Linked DNA regions of Mus musculus: region 1 is linked to region 2. The links are chromatin contacts, found by Hi-C or POLR2A ChIA-PET in ENCODE. All regions are on one chromosome and are shown on one strand. The core of a region is the stretch at or near the end of the contact, and the rest is flanking DNA. Distances in the headings are between cores, read along the strand shown. Region 1 holds the start of Smarcb1 (SWI/SNF related, matrix associated, actin dependent regulator of chromatin, subfamily b, member 1). Region 2 holds the start of Cabin1 (calcineurin binding protein 1).

The links. A loop is a pair of places that touch in the nucleus more often than their neighbours do. ChIA-PET counts read pairs that join two places held with the same protein, here RNA polymerase II (POLR2A).
Region 1: POLR2A ChIA-PET joins it to region 2 with 10 read pairs in Patski. The contact joins the promoter of Smarcb1 here to the promoter of Cabin1 in region 2. A Hi-C loop is called at or near these places in 1 of 37 maps with a recorded cell type or tissue (mouse trophoblast stem cell). POLR2A ChIA-PET finds 5 or more read pairs at or near these places in 4 of 5 experiments (Patski and embryonic stem cell).

What each region holds. Positions count from the first base shown.
Region 1 is chr10:75,916,595-75,923,670 of GRCm38, reverse strand. Smarcb1 (SWI/SNF related, matrix associated, actin dependent regulator of chromatin, subfamily b, member 1) reads left to right here and starts at 2,057. Exons shown (of 9, transcript NM_011418.2): 1 at 2,057-2,368; 2 at 6,760-6,898. The coding sequence starts at 2,276. It overlaps Mmp11 (matrix metallopeptidase 11), which reads left to right. Exons shown (of 8, transcript NM_008606.3): 8 at 1-449.
Region 2 is chr10:75,761,859-75,769,328 of GRCm38, reverse strand. Cabin1 (calcineurin binding protein 1) reads left to right here and starts at 4,972. Exons shown (of 37, transcript NM_172549.3): 1 at 4,972-5,304. It also overlaps the pseudogene Gm19326.

The DNA.
Region 1 (7,076 bases), core at 808-3,307, 160 kb before region 2:
TGTCCCTCAAAGTAGAACCCCCACACAAACTCAGGAATCACCTGCAATGAGGTTCCTGTTGGGAGTGGTGTTGGTAATGAGATGCCCAGGGTACCATGCTGCCCCTGCTAAGCAACTGGACCAGTATCTTTCCTGGTAAGTCAGCTCTGGAGAGATAGTGAACTGATCATATTCTGGCAGGTGATTCAGACAAGTGCTTCCTGGAACTCAGGCCAAAAGGTACACAGCCAGCCAAGGAGGCAGCTGCTTCCTCCCAGAGACACGGAACCTCAAAGGCCCCACATACCTCACAGCCTTGCCCCAGGCCATTTCTTTCTGGGGCCCTCTTCCTAGCACAGGTACCCTCTAAGCCATGTACATGTGTATACAGTGTATAAAGACTTTTTTAAAAAAACAAAAAACAAAACCCAAAAAAGCCAAGACTGTCATTAAACATGAGTGTTTTCTAAGCGCCTGTCTGTTTTTCTTTGCAATTTGCAGTCAAGATTTGGGAGTAAGGGTTAGAGCCTTTGTGCCCCAAGACTGTTTCCCTGGGGCTAGGACCCATATTTAGAGTCTCTCCTGTCCCATTCCTGAACAAATAGAGGTATACCCACAGTGGCTTTCTAACTGACTGGCTGTCTCAGCAAAAGCAGTATCATTTTATCAGATCATGCCTAACTACTGGGGGTGGGAGCTGAGGGAGGCATGGTCTCATTATACATCCCTGACTGTCCTGGGACCCACAGAGGTCTGCCTGCCTATGACTCTGGAGTTCTGGGATTAAAAGTGTGAGCCACCCCTGGCCCTTAACCCTCTGGTTCCCATGGCTGTGAGATCAGTGGGCAAACTCCTGGTTACCACAGCCTTTCCTAGTTCTTTAACATCTCCTTCATCATGACCCCAGTCACAATTGCAGTCTCATTAGACTGACCCTTATGAAGCTGGCCACTGTTTGTCCTGCTGCTTTCAGAGAAGTGTTTGTATTTTGCACATCCCACCATGCCCCCACCTCCCCTACACTAGGTTGTTAGTCCCTTTGCTCCCATACACAATGTCACTTTTACTTTAATGTTCTGTGGAATACATATTTTATGTATCTAAGGAAAATCTAGAAAGCACAAATGAGAGAAAACGTATTTGTCTTTCTGAGACTGGCCTGATTTGTTTAATATGATATCTTAGTTGCATCCATTTTCCTGAAAACAATGTAATTTCACTTTTGTGGCTGAAAAACAAAAAACACATGTACACACATTTCACACTCTTTTTTGTTTTCTGGGACAGAGTTGCTCAACATATCCCTGACTGTCTTGGAACTGAAGCTAAAAGCTTGCACCACCACACCCAGCCTAGACTACATTTTCTTCATCCATTCCTCTATTGTTGAATAGCTACCTAGGCTAGGCTATAACTTAAGCTCCTGTAATAGTGCTACAATAAACATTAAACATTTTGGAGTCACGGCTCTGTTCAACAGGGGGTGGACTGCTTGGACACGTTCCAGAAGCACTGTCTTCTCTCGGGGCTGTTATGCCCCAAGGCGGGCAGAGGCACAGACCAGGGCTGGGCTTGTGGGCACCAAGCTTGCAGAGGTAAGGAAGGAATGCAAGTGCCTCCTCCCGTTCATCTGGCACATCACCTAGATCTTTGAATAGTACCAACCTCCATCCAGTATTGTCATTCTTCCCATCCCTACTGCCTCGGGAACTGCTGTTGGCCTGGAGTGGATAGCTAGCTATTCCTAACGCACTTTCGGGTGGAAAACCTGAGGCGCTAGCGTGGGGTCGCCATGCCCACCCAGCTTCCCTCGGGCTTCCAGATAGAGCGGTCCTTCTCCTCGCTTAACGTCTCATTTTTTTCCTTCATCCCGGGGCGGAGTGCCAGCTCTGGCTATGCGACTAGGAAAGCTACCGCCTGAGTCAGGGCCTCAGTGGCTATTTCGGTCGCTGAGAGGTTTTCCTCCTTACCCGCCCAGGGAGGAAGCCTAGGAAGCAAAAAAGAACTCGGGTCCCTTTAAGGGCTTGCGGGAACGCGCTCGGCCTTGAGTCGCGCAGGCTGCGGCGCGCACGTTAGCGTCAGCTTCTCCACGCATGCGCACCGAGGGCGGCCTGCTCGTTGCAGAGACGGCCAAGGAGCCCAGTAGTGACACGAGCGCTCGCCCGGTTCGCCCGGCTTGCCCTGCCCGACCTTCACCTCCAGGCCTCCGTTCCTTTCGGTCCGACGCGCCTCGGCCCCGCCCTAGCCCACCGGATTCTTTCCAGCTCGACCCCGGCTGCCGGTTTCCCCCGCCGCCATGATGATGATGGCGTTGAGCAAGACCTTCGGGCAGAAGCCCGTCAAGTTTCAGCTGGAGGACGACGGGGAGTTCTACATGATCGGCTCCGAGGTAGCCCGCGGCGCGTTCTCGGCTTCCCGGGCAGCGGCTGGCCGGCTCGAGTCCCGGGGCGGGCTAGTGCTCCCCGAGAGCGCGCCTCCATTCATCGCGGAGGCGGGCGCGTGCTCGCAGCTGGGGCGTGGCCTGGTGGGCGTGGCCGGTCCCGCCTGGACCGTCCTGGGTTTTCTTTACCCACTTAACGTTGTTCAGACCCTAAGCATCTGTCCTAGCTTAGAGCGTCGAGCCGGTACACTCTAGGCAGATGGGGAAAGGATGTTCGGGAAGCCCCTGGGCGCTTGGAAGTGGAGGTGCAACACTGCCCTTGAACCCTTTGGCAGCTCTCGTGCACCCCACTGCCCCGGTCTCGAAATCTCTACTTGTAAGCCCGAAGCTTAGGAAAGCCTCTTCCCCTTTGTGTTGTTGCTTGCGAGGTGGACTGCAGAGAGCTTTTATGATGTTTAGAAAGTGATTGGACATGTTTGCTTTTGAGTGGATTGAGGCCCTGAGGTCGGAAGCACTAACGTTTTGGAGATCAGTGAACTAATTTTGAGTTTTTATAGGGGATAAATCTGAAGGGTCGCTAACCCAGAACCCAGAGCTAGAAGAGACAGCTTCTGTGCAGTCAGGTGGACAGGGTTCCTTAGGATCGCACCTGTGCGCCAGCCACTACCCTTTTCACAGGGGTCGCATATCAAAGATCCTGCATATTAGGTATTTACATTATGATTCGTAACTGTAGCAAAAATTAGAGTTATGAAGTAGCAACGAAAAAAGTTTATGGTGGAGGGGGTCATTACAACATGAGAAACTGTATTAAAGGGTCACAGCATTAGGAAGGTTGAGAACCACAACCTTAGAAAATCCCTTCAATTAACCCTAGAGACCAGCCAAATCTTTGTGTTTTTTTGTTTTTTTTGTTTTTCTTTTCTTTTTCTTCTTCGAGACAGTTTCTCTGTGTAGCCCTGGCTGTCCTGGAACTCACTCTGTAGACCAGGCTGGCAGAAATGTGCCTGCCTCTGCCTCCTGAGTGCTGGGATTAAAGGCGTGTGCCACCACTGCTCAGCTGAAATTTCTTTCTTTCTACCTTTTTTTTTTTTTTTTTTTTTTTTGGTGCAGATTGTCTATCTCAAACTAACTTCATTCCATCTAAGGGCAACCCCCAACCAGTTTATGTCTCTCCTCCCCTCCTCTCTTTCTTTCTTCCTTCCTTTTCTTTTCTTTTCTTTTCTTTTCGATTTATTTATTTATTTATTTATTTTATGTCTATGAGTACACTGTAGCGGTCTTCAGACACCCCAGAAGAGAGCATCAAATCTCATTACAGGTGGTTGTGAGCCACCACGTGGTTGCTGGGAATTGAACTCGGGACCTTCAGAAAAGCAGTCAGTGCTTTTAACTGGTGAGCCATCTCACCAGCCCCATCCCCCCTTCTTTTTGAGACAAGATCTCATCGTGTAACTGGCTGCCTTGTAGCTCCACTTTGTAGACCTGGCACTTGAACTCACAGAAATCCTCCTGCCTCTGAGTGCCAGGATCAAAGCACTTGGTGTCACTACACCCAGTTTATGTGGCTTATTTTTTTTTCTTTCTTTCTTACTCTTTTTTTGTTTGTTTGTTTATTAAGTGCACTGGGCTGCACCTTTAATCTGAACACTCAGGAGGCAGAAGTAGAGGGTGATTTTGAGTCCAGCCTGGCCTACGTAGTGAGATCTTGTCTTGAAAGGAATAATAATAACAAAAAGATAAAATTCAGATGTGTGAATGTCATCCAGTAGACATGTAACATGTGTAAAGAGGTAAGTGCCCACCCTGGAGAGCTAATGGCATTTCAGACTGCCAGCCGTTACCTCTGGCAGCTATTCAGTGACATACACTCCATTTTATTAGTGTGTCGGTTGAATCAGGTTGTGAGACCAATGTTGTCAGAAACATCCAGACTTAGAGTTTCCGTTTTCACCATCTTCCATTAAACAAAAAACTCAAGCCGCCAAGACTGATCACACTGTCACCTCTGTGCCTCTGTTCCACAGTGGCTGTGCTGGGGACATCTCTCACAGCTCAGAAGGGTCCTTGTTGGCCACTAGGCATTTGCTCAAGTGCAAGGTGTGGTGCGTATGGCAGTTAAGGACTTTAAATAGTCTATGCAGAAGAGTTTCTTCAAAGATGTTTATTTACCTGAACTGACCAGTGAAGGGGTAAATCTGGCCTCAGCCCTAGTTTTGAAAAGAAAATTCTCATGTGGTGGAGAGACTGAAAGACAGCTCCTGGTCAGGTGGGAAGAGCCTCGGGAGGTGTAGTGACAGCTTGCTCTGCCTCCTGACCCTTGCCCTCTTTCTCTGTCTTCCTCAGTTCTCATTTCTCATGCTGGGGAACCTAGAGCCTTGTACACGCTAAGCACATGGTCTTGCACTGAGCGCGCCTTCTTGGCTGGTTTTACTTTTCTTAAGCATCTGAGATGCTTACACTGGAAATCTTGTGTTTTGAGGTCATTGGCACGGCATGGTTTAGGTTTTAGAAAGCTAACCACAACCTTCCTTTGGCCTCTTGACTCTTGGCCTTCCCAGTTGATTGAGAATAGTTATACGAAAACCAAAATGGACAGTTTTCTCACTCTTTGGGGCCTGGCTTTGATTTTGGGAAGAACAGAGGGTCATACAGTACTTTCTGTCTTCAGTTCCTATGGCAGGATTGTATGGATGATGGATGGCCCTCGGTCCCTTTGTCATAGAAAATGAATTCAGTATTCAGACAGATGGGCAGACACAGTAACAGTAGCAGCTGTGTCTGATGTCTGTGGAGCTGCTTGGGGAGGATGCTCTCAGTGGATATGACTGTGCCCCTGTCATCCTGTCATCTGCCACAGGAGAAATCAATGTCCAAGTCCAGAATCTTTATTTAGTATTCCAAAGAGGGCCAAGTGGCCCAGCCTGGTGTTAGGGTTTATGGTACAGGACCCTCGCTGTAGCCATGGGGGACTACTTTGCAGTGCATTCCTTTAGTCCTAGTACCCAGTAGGCCCACCTTTGTCAGTTCAAGGACAGCCTGGTCTATATAGTGAGTCCAGGCCAACCAGGACTATGTAGGAAAAAAATAGCTGATCGTATTGCTAACTTTTTTCTAAATTTGTTTGTTTGTTTTTTGTTTTTTGAGACAGGGTTTCTCTGTGTAGCCCTGGCTGTCCTGAAACTCACTCTCTGTAGACCAGGCTGGCCTCTAACTCAGAAATCCGCCTGCCTCTGCCTCCCAAGTGCTCGGATTAAAGGTGTGCGCCACCACTGCCTGGTGCTAACTTTTTTCTAAATATGAATGGAAACAGTACTTTTACCTTTGGGTGATAATGACCCACAAGCCAAACAGCAACAAGGAGTCTTCAGTGTTCTGTATAGACTGTTTGGCTCTTGGGCTTAACAGCTCTGGCTGTTGGTCATGGAAATCTTTTCTGGAAGGAAAGTGCAGAGACTACTTTCACTTAATAAATGTATGCTAGATACATAGATACGATTAAAAGAATAATAGAAATGATCCTTTCTAAAGCAGAATCCAGACTTGAGGGCTTGGTGTGGCTGTGCGTGCCTTTAATCCCAGTATTCTGTGAGCAGAGGCAGGTCCAGTCCATCTCTGATTCAAGGACAGCCTTGTCTACATAGTGAGTTCTTGGCCAGCTAGGGCTACATGGTGAGAATCTGTCTTAGGGGAAAAATGTCAGGGTTTTTAAGCACTTGACAGGTGAGTAACAAGGCCTAGATTCACTGTCAGAGTGAGCACCTCACACCCATCTATTGGTTGTCCTCACAGTGTGACTCTGAAAATAGCATTTCTGAATAGTCAGTGAGACCGTAGCATATCTTTAAAAAACCCACAGGACAGGCTTCTTATGAAGGCCATATTTACAGTATCACTACAAACAAACTGACGCTGTTACTTGGGGGAAGTCGTGATTTATAGGATAGGCTAGGGATTACTAATATAGTGCTTTTTTTAGACTCTAGAAAATTCTTTGGCATCTCTGGTTTGAGTTTTATTACTAAACAAAGCAACATAGGCAACGGGACAAATTATCTTGCATCTGCCTAAAATTAAAGACTTTTTGGTGTTTATTGGCTTGTAAAAATATCAAAGTCTGCTTCTTAAGATGAAAGAAGGTCACAGGAGTCTTACATTTCAGAACAGTGCCAACATCTCTAGTCAGGTCCGAATCACAAGCTTCTTACTGAGCTCTGGGATCCTCCCTTGGTTCTGAAGTCAGGAGACACAGATGCCAACCAGATGTGCACTGCTGGTGAACCCTTGATGTCAGCAGAATGTGCTTGCTGACAGCCGAAAGCCTGGCGCCTGGAGGCATTGTCTCAGTGTGGTGCTAGGTAGCCCGACCCTCATAATGAGCCTTCTTGCTTTACCCATAGGTGGGAAACTACCTGCGTATGTTCCGAGGTTCTCTGTACAAGAGATACCCCTCACTCTGGCGGCGACTAGCCACTGTGGAAGAAAGGAAGAAAATAGTGGCATCGTCACATGGTAAAAAAACAAAACCTAACACTAAGGGTGCGTCTTCACGAGGGTTTGTAAACCTGTTTCAAAACCACTCGCTTATGTCATGAAGATAAAACGTTTTCACTCCAGTGTCTTCATTGCAGCCTGACCTTAGTTCGGGAGGGAGCATCCTGGGGCGGGCCACCCTGCCAGAGCACACACACCTCAGGTGAGAGTGGCTCAGGAATAG
Region 2 (7,470 bases), core at 3,723-6,222:
AGAAAGTTACTTATGTGAGTGTGAATGGGTGGGAGGGTTCCTTACAGAACAGCAGTGGCTCAGATGTAGATGCAGCACCAGAAAGCCTTCCTCAGCGTGGGTGACCACTTGAGAAGCTGCATGCCCAGAGCTCCCTGAACAATTTGCAGGCTGCTTGGCTGACACAAAGTTCTCTCCCTAGCCACTGTTATTCCTCATATAACTTTGGGAAGGTGTCTCACTCTGCTTTTCTATTGCTGTGATTAAAAAGAAAAACATGGCAAAAAGCAACTTGGAAAGGATTTATTTTGTTTTACACCTTACAGTTGTAGCCTATCATGAAATAAAGTCAGGACCGAAAGAAACCTAACGCAGGAACCTGGAGGAGGCAAGAATTGTAGACAATAGATGATGTCTACTGGTTGTGGTGGTTTGAATAAGAACGTCCCCCACAGACTCATGTGTTTGAATGCTTGGCCTATTGGGAGTGGCACTATTAGGAGGTGTGGCCTTGTTGGAGGAAGTGTGTCACTGTATGGGGTGGGCTTGAAGGCCTCCTATGTTCAAGCTCTGCCCAGTGTGGTACACAGTCTCCTTCTGCTGCTTGTGGATCGAGATGTAGAACTCTCAGCTTCTTCTCCAGCACCATGTCTGCCTGCATGCTGCCATGCTTCCCACCACTGTGATAGTTGACTGAACTTCTGAAACTGTAAGCAAGTCCAATTATACGTTATCTTTTTTTTTAAAGATTTATTTATTTTATGTATATGAGTACACTGTAGCTGTACAGATGGTTGTGAGCCTTCATGTGGTTGTTGGGCATTGAATTTTTAGGACCTCTACTCGCTCCTGTTGGCCCTGTTCGCTCAGTCCCTGACTGCTCCGAATCAAAGATTTATTTATTATTATACGTATGTACACTGTAGCTGACTTCAGACACACCAGAAGAGGGTGTCAGATTATGGGTGGTTGTGAGCCACCATGTGGTTGTTGGGATTTGAACTCAGGACCTTAGGAAGAGCAGTCAGTGCTCTTATCACTGAACCATCTCACCAGCCGATATTATCTTTTATAAGAGTTACTGTGGTCGTGATGCTTCTTCATAGCAATAAAACCCTAACTAAGACACTGGCTTTCTTTTTTCCAACAATAGTTTTTTTGTTTGTTTGTTTGTTTAATTCACTTCACAGTCCCCTTGTCGTTTTTTTTTTTTTTGTTTGTTTGTTTAATTCACTTCACAGTCCCCTTGTCGTGTCCCACTCGACCAGCAAGAAAGACCAACCACCGGTTCTTCTTTAAGCAGTTTACTCAGGCAGCTACTTACTTTAAATCCCCTAGCCTCTCTTGTTACAAGTGTTTTTCTCTCCACTCCAGCCACAACCACGCCCCCACCAATCACCACAGGTCACATCACCTCACCAGGAAGCTTGCTCAGCCAATCAGGGATTAAGGGCAGGCCATCCACCAAACATGGGCTTGTTTACTACCTGGAGCAGACTTCCATCTTGCTGACCAGGAAGTCTGGAATGGCTCCCTACATCCCCTTCTTTTTTTCCTTCCAGTTCCACCCCAAATCTATCCTCCCCTTGCTCCTCCTCTTCTTCTCTCCCCTCTTCCTGGGTACCACACTACCCTGGGACATCTAGTCTTAGCAGAACACACTGGCTTTCTTTACATAACTTTTGTCTGCTCTTTCTTTCGTTTTCTCTCTCTCTTTCTCTGTTTCTTTTTCATGTTTACAATAGACATTTATTTAAAGTGAGACATAGGTAGAGCAAATATTTCTTAAATTGTGATTCAGATTGAAATAACTTTGTAGAAGTATGGTGAGACCAGGCACACCCACAGATCTTATCTAAAAGATCACTTCTTCCCCCACTCCTCTCTCTCCTTTCTTTCCCGAATAACCTCTTTTAGATAGGGTTCAAGGTAGAATTTGTCCTCCTCATATGTTGTCCACTGATCCTTAGGCAAGATCCTATGCCTCATAGTCAGGCTCTCTTAATTCGAAACAGCCTGTCATAAAGGTCCTCAGGAAGCCTTCTTATGGCTTCTTTTACATCTTCAGTTTCATGTAGTGTAGCATCTCGCATTATCCCCAGTTTATTGAATCCTGCAGCGTTATAATACCACTTTCGAAAACCATCCAGCCACTTGCTTGATGCTGCAACAGCAGATTGACCCGCCATTTTGACCTAAGAGTCTTCTGTCTGCTTTCATACACAACCCAGGATCATCTGACTAGTGGTGGCACCTCCCACAACGGGCTGGGTCTTCCCACACCAATTATTAATCAAGAACACACCCTCTAGACTTTTTATAGACTTTGCCTAGAGAGGAATCTGATGGGCGCACTGTCTCAGCTGAGGTTCCTCTTCCCTGGTGACTCTAGCTTGCTTCAAGCTAACAAAGCAGCTAAGCAGGGCGGAAAGAAAGCTGTGCATCTTCTAAGTTTGAGAGGCTGACTGGAGCTCATTTAGTTTCTGAGACTGATAAGCCAACCTCTTCTCTCTACCAGCGGGTGTTGGAATTCTGAGGACACCTGAGGATGGCACTGACATGGACCTCTCAGCGGGAACTCAGCGGGAATGGAAGACAAACAGTCTTACCATATTGAATCTGTCACCCCTACCACATACACTGATATTACCTGTCGGCTTGCATAGAAAGGTCTCTCACTTCTCAAATGTTCTCCCCACCCCAAGGTAGCTCCGAGCTATCTCTCTGTCAATTCTGTTCTGTTTGAGGCTCTGGCATGATCAATATTTCTTTCACCTTTGAACCCTTACCCTGTAGACCCCGGCATGGGGTCTATTTTTCAAGAACCGAGTGATGGAAACTGGATCCAATAAGCATACTATACTATTCGTGCTATATTTGTGGTTTTGAGAATGGCTCTTTCTAGGTGGCCCTGACTGACCTGAATCTGTTGTGTAAAACAGGCTAGCCTTGAACTTGAAGTGATCCTCCTGCCCCAGCTTCCCGAGTGTGCACAGGCAGAAGTCTCACCACCAAGACTCACTGTTTACACAATTTTAATAATTTTTCTTTCTGTTCCTCTACCCTCTTGCAGTCTATACTTTTTTTTTTTTCTTTTATGTATGTGGGTACACTGTCGCTGTCTTCAGACACACCAGAAGAGGGCATCAGATCCCATTACAGATGGTTGTGAGCCACCATGTGGTTGCTGGGAATTGAACTCAGGACCTCTGGAAGAGCCAGTTGGTGTTCTCCAACCTCCAGTCTATACTTTTCTGAAGTCAAAGTTGGTAATATATTTTTTAACCTCTTGGAATATTAATAAGGTTGTTTTCTTTGTACCAGACTGATTGAATTATGCACCATGATTCTTACTGTTAATGTTTTCTTTTTAAACAAGCCTTGCTCCCCCGCCCCCCGCATTTTGTTGTTGTTGTTTGGTTTTTGTTTTTCTACACAGGGTTTGTGTTACCTTGTGTTACCCTGGGTGTCTTGGAACTCACAGAGATCACCTGGTCACTCTGCCTCTGCTTCCCAAGTGCTAGGATTAAAGGCGTGTGCCACCATGCCCAGCTTTAAATAAGTTTTCAAACTCTTACAATATGGGGGAAAAAAGCCGTAACATTCATTGTTAAAAATTTTATGTGAGCTGGGCAGTGTTGGCACACGCCTTTAATCCCAGCACTTGGGAGGCAGAGGCAGGTGGATTTCTGAGTTCGAGGCTAGCCTGGTCTACAGAGTTCCAGGATAGCCAGGGCTATACAGAGAAACCCTGTCTCAAAAAACCAAAAAAAAAAAAAAAAAAAAATTTTAATGTGTTCTTTCAGAGTTCCTGAGTTCAATTCCCAACATGGTGGCTTGCAACCATCTGTAATGGGATCCGATGCCCTCTTCTGGTGTGTCTGAATACAGATATTGTGTACTTACATTCATAAAGTAAACAAACCTTTTTTTAAAAAAAATTATGTGTATGAGTGTTTTGCTTGCATGTATGGCTGTGTACCACATTGTGCAGTTCCAGAAGAAGCCAGAAGAGGGCGTTGGAGATCGTCTTGAACTCTTGAACTGAAATTACAGCCGGTTGTGAGCTGTGCCAATGCTGGTCTTCAAACCAAGGTCCCCTGGAAGAGAAGCCAGTGCTCTGAACTGCCAAGACGGCTCTGCAGCCCCTTAGTGTTATTTAAATCATTCTTGTGGGATACTTTGCCACCAGGGATTCCAGCAGTGTGGAGCTCCTCCCTAAAGGGTTGCATCAACTCCCAAAATACTAACCTCTCCTTATCAGGTTTTTCTGCTCAAAAACCGGTAAACTTCTCTGACACGTTTCTTAAGCGGGTCTGCTCCCCCGCCCTTTGGTTTTTAAATCATTTGCGTTTCTAAGTCGTTCATGTATCTAATCCCTGCTCTTGGGAGACAGAGGCAGGCTTATCTTTGTGAGTCGGAGAGCCTGTAAATACGGAGTTCCAGACCAGGCAGAAGAGGCGAGGCCTGGGCACCATAACAAGTTCCAGCTCCCTATCTAGTTCTGCTTGCGTGTCGCTTGGGTTTCCAATCATTATCGTCAGAACACCTGCTCCGGGTCTTTGGCAGCAATGCGCTTGTTTTAGTGAATGGGGGGGGGGGGGGTTCTAGTTTGTAAACTCGCGTTCATAAAGCGTGCGTGCAAGTGGTAGTATGTGATGGCCAGTAACCTTAGCAAGCCGGAGTCCGAAGCCGGAGGATAGCCACGAGTTCGAAGCTAGTTTGGGCTGCACTAGTGAGACACTGCTTAAAACAAACCAGACCAAAATAAAACACAATAGCAACAACAAAACCAAAGCAAAATAAAACAAAACTGTTAAGTCCTGCAGGTAGCGGAGCGCAGCAGCAGCAGGCAGCAGCGTTCCCACGCGCGCGAGTCAAAGACACAGCGCACAGCGAACCCGTGGGTCCGCCCAAACAGCCTACTCCGATTGGCTGATAAGGCTGACACTTCAGCCAATGAGAGCGTTCCTTGTTGGTTTGTCGCGCGCAGGAGTCTGGGAGCTCCGGCCGTTGCCCTGGAGACGCCGGTCGAGTTCCGGGGAGCAAGGGCTGTGTGTGTCTGCTAAGTGTGCGCACGGCTCCCGTGAGCGCGAGGAGGTGGAACCACGCGAGAAGACCCGCTCTTCCCCTTCCTCCCGGGCGCGGTGGGCCGAAGCCAGGCTCGAGACCCGAAGGCACGGGCGCGGGTCTTCTGCCCACGCTGGCTTCTTCTCGCTTCCCGCAGCCTCGCCCGGTGGCGCCTAGGGTGGGTCACAGTGACCGCAGCTCGAAGCCATCCCTTTCGGTGCGTCCTTTCGTTCACCTTCACCGCAGCCCAGCGAGGTGAGTGTGATGTGAGTACCATTTCCAGGGGTGGAAACTGAGGCCGAGGGAAGGTTTTAAACGACTTTAAAGTTCCGGTGCGGCTTACCCCGACTGCAGCCATTCTGCTCAACACCCTCCATGGAGGAGGCAGGTAGAACGACTTCACCTGGCGCTGTCAGGTTTCTGCACTTGTGGACTTTGCCGCTTAACTCTTCAAGACGTGACTTCTTATAGGTCATCAGTGTGGCCTATTGAACCTCATCTGGGTAAAGTTCCTTCTATGTGATTGATTAATTTGCTTAGGAATAAAATTTAGAATGATCTCCTTCAGGGGTTGGCACACTCTTGTAGATAGATTTATATTTTATGTTGTAAATTTAATTTAAAAAAAAACAATACTTTTAATGGTAAGTGTTTTAGATTTGGGGTGGCTGTTCAATTGTTTCATTAATAAAGTCAAAGACAATATATGAGACAGTGTGTCACTATAATTTTATTTATAGATACTGAAAGCTGAATGGAAATAATTTTTATGTAATTGTCATGAATCAAGAGGTTGGTTGGTTGGCTGGTTGTTTTCCTCATTAGAAATGTAAAAAAGAAAAAAAAATCCTCCTTTCGGGCTGTATAATAGCAGTGGATGGTGAACCTACAGGCCATGTCTAGACCAGCATGTCACATCATAGAGGAAACAGGCATAGAGAGGGGCATTTATGTTAAGTCAGTCTCTCACACACAGTTCTACCATAACCTCAAGACTGCCAGAAGTCAGGTGTCATAGTTAGGGTTTTACTGCTGTGAACAGACACCATGACCAAGGCAAGTTTTATAAAGGACAACATTTAATTGCGGCTGGCTTACAGGTTCAGAGGTTCAGTCCATTATCATCAAGTCGAGAACATGGCAGCATCCAGGCAGGCATGGTGCAGGAGGAGCTGAGAGCTCTACATCTTCATCTGAAGGCTGCTAACAGAAGACTGACTTCCAGGAAGCTAGGACTAGGGTATAAAATCCCACTCCCACAGTGACACACCTCTAACAAGGCCACACATCCAAATAGTGCCACTCCCTGGGCCAAGCATATGCAAACCATCACACTGTGTGTAATGGTGTGTGTGCCTTTAATCCCAAGCACTGTGGAGGCCGAGACAGGTGGAACAGAGCAAGTTCCAGGATAGTCAGAGCTACACAGGGAGACCCTACCTTGAAAACTCCCTTATCCCTGACAAGAAAAATTGCCAGGCTCCTAGACCCTAGTAGGCCCCTTGGTTGCCTTTCACTAACTGGATGGCAGAGCTGAGGGCCATAAATAGCTTTTCTTTACTATGATCTTAAGCAATGGAAACTTCATAGAGTTTGGAAACAGACCTGCTATGTCAGTGCACGCTTTTAATCTCAGAACGCAGGAGGCAAAGGCATGTGTTTATCTCTCTCAGTCTGGTCTATATAGCAAGTCCAGGCCCAGTCAACTGGCACTACATAGATTCTGTGTTTAAAAGAAGAAGAAGAAAAAAAAGGGTAGGGTGGGGGTTAGAAACTTGAGATTTTTTTTTTTTTTTGGAGACAGGGTTTCTCTGTGTAACTCTGGCTGTCCTGGAACTCACTCTGTAGACCATGCTGGCCTCGAACTCAGAAATCCGCCTGCCTCTGCCTCCTGAGTGCTGGGATTAAAGGCGTGCACCACCATGCCCGGCGAAACTTGAGAATTTAAAATGTGTTATTCTTAGAAAACTGCAACAGTTAGGCTGGGAATTGATAAGTGATTATAGATTAAGCATCCTAGTCTGAAAATCTTAATTTCCCCCAAATCCAAAACTTTTGAGTGCAGAGATGACTGTGGAAATTCTGTACCATGATACTTTGTTCCATGTACAAATTATTAAACATTTTATGTAAAATTATCTTCCGGCTATGTGCATAAAGTATATGATGAAGTAAGTTTTGTGAAACTAGGATGTCCTTGAATTTGAACCATCCTTCAGGTTCCTCATTCTCCTGAATGCTGGGATGACAGGCCTCCAATCCCAGCTTTAAAAAAAAGTGTTTGATTAACTGATAGATTAATCTTGTGTATGAGATGACGGTGGGGCCTGAGTGCCGCAGCACCATTGGAGCTCAGAGGACAGCTTTGTCCATGTGGTTTCCGGGGATCCAATTCCTGTTCCTTTATCATCCTAGCCATCT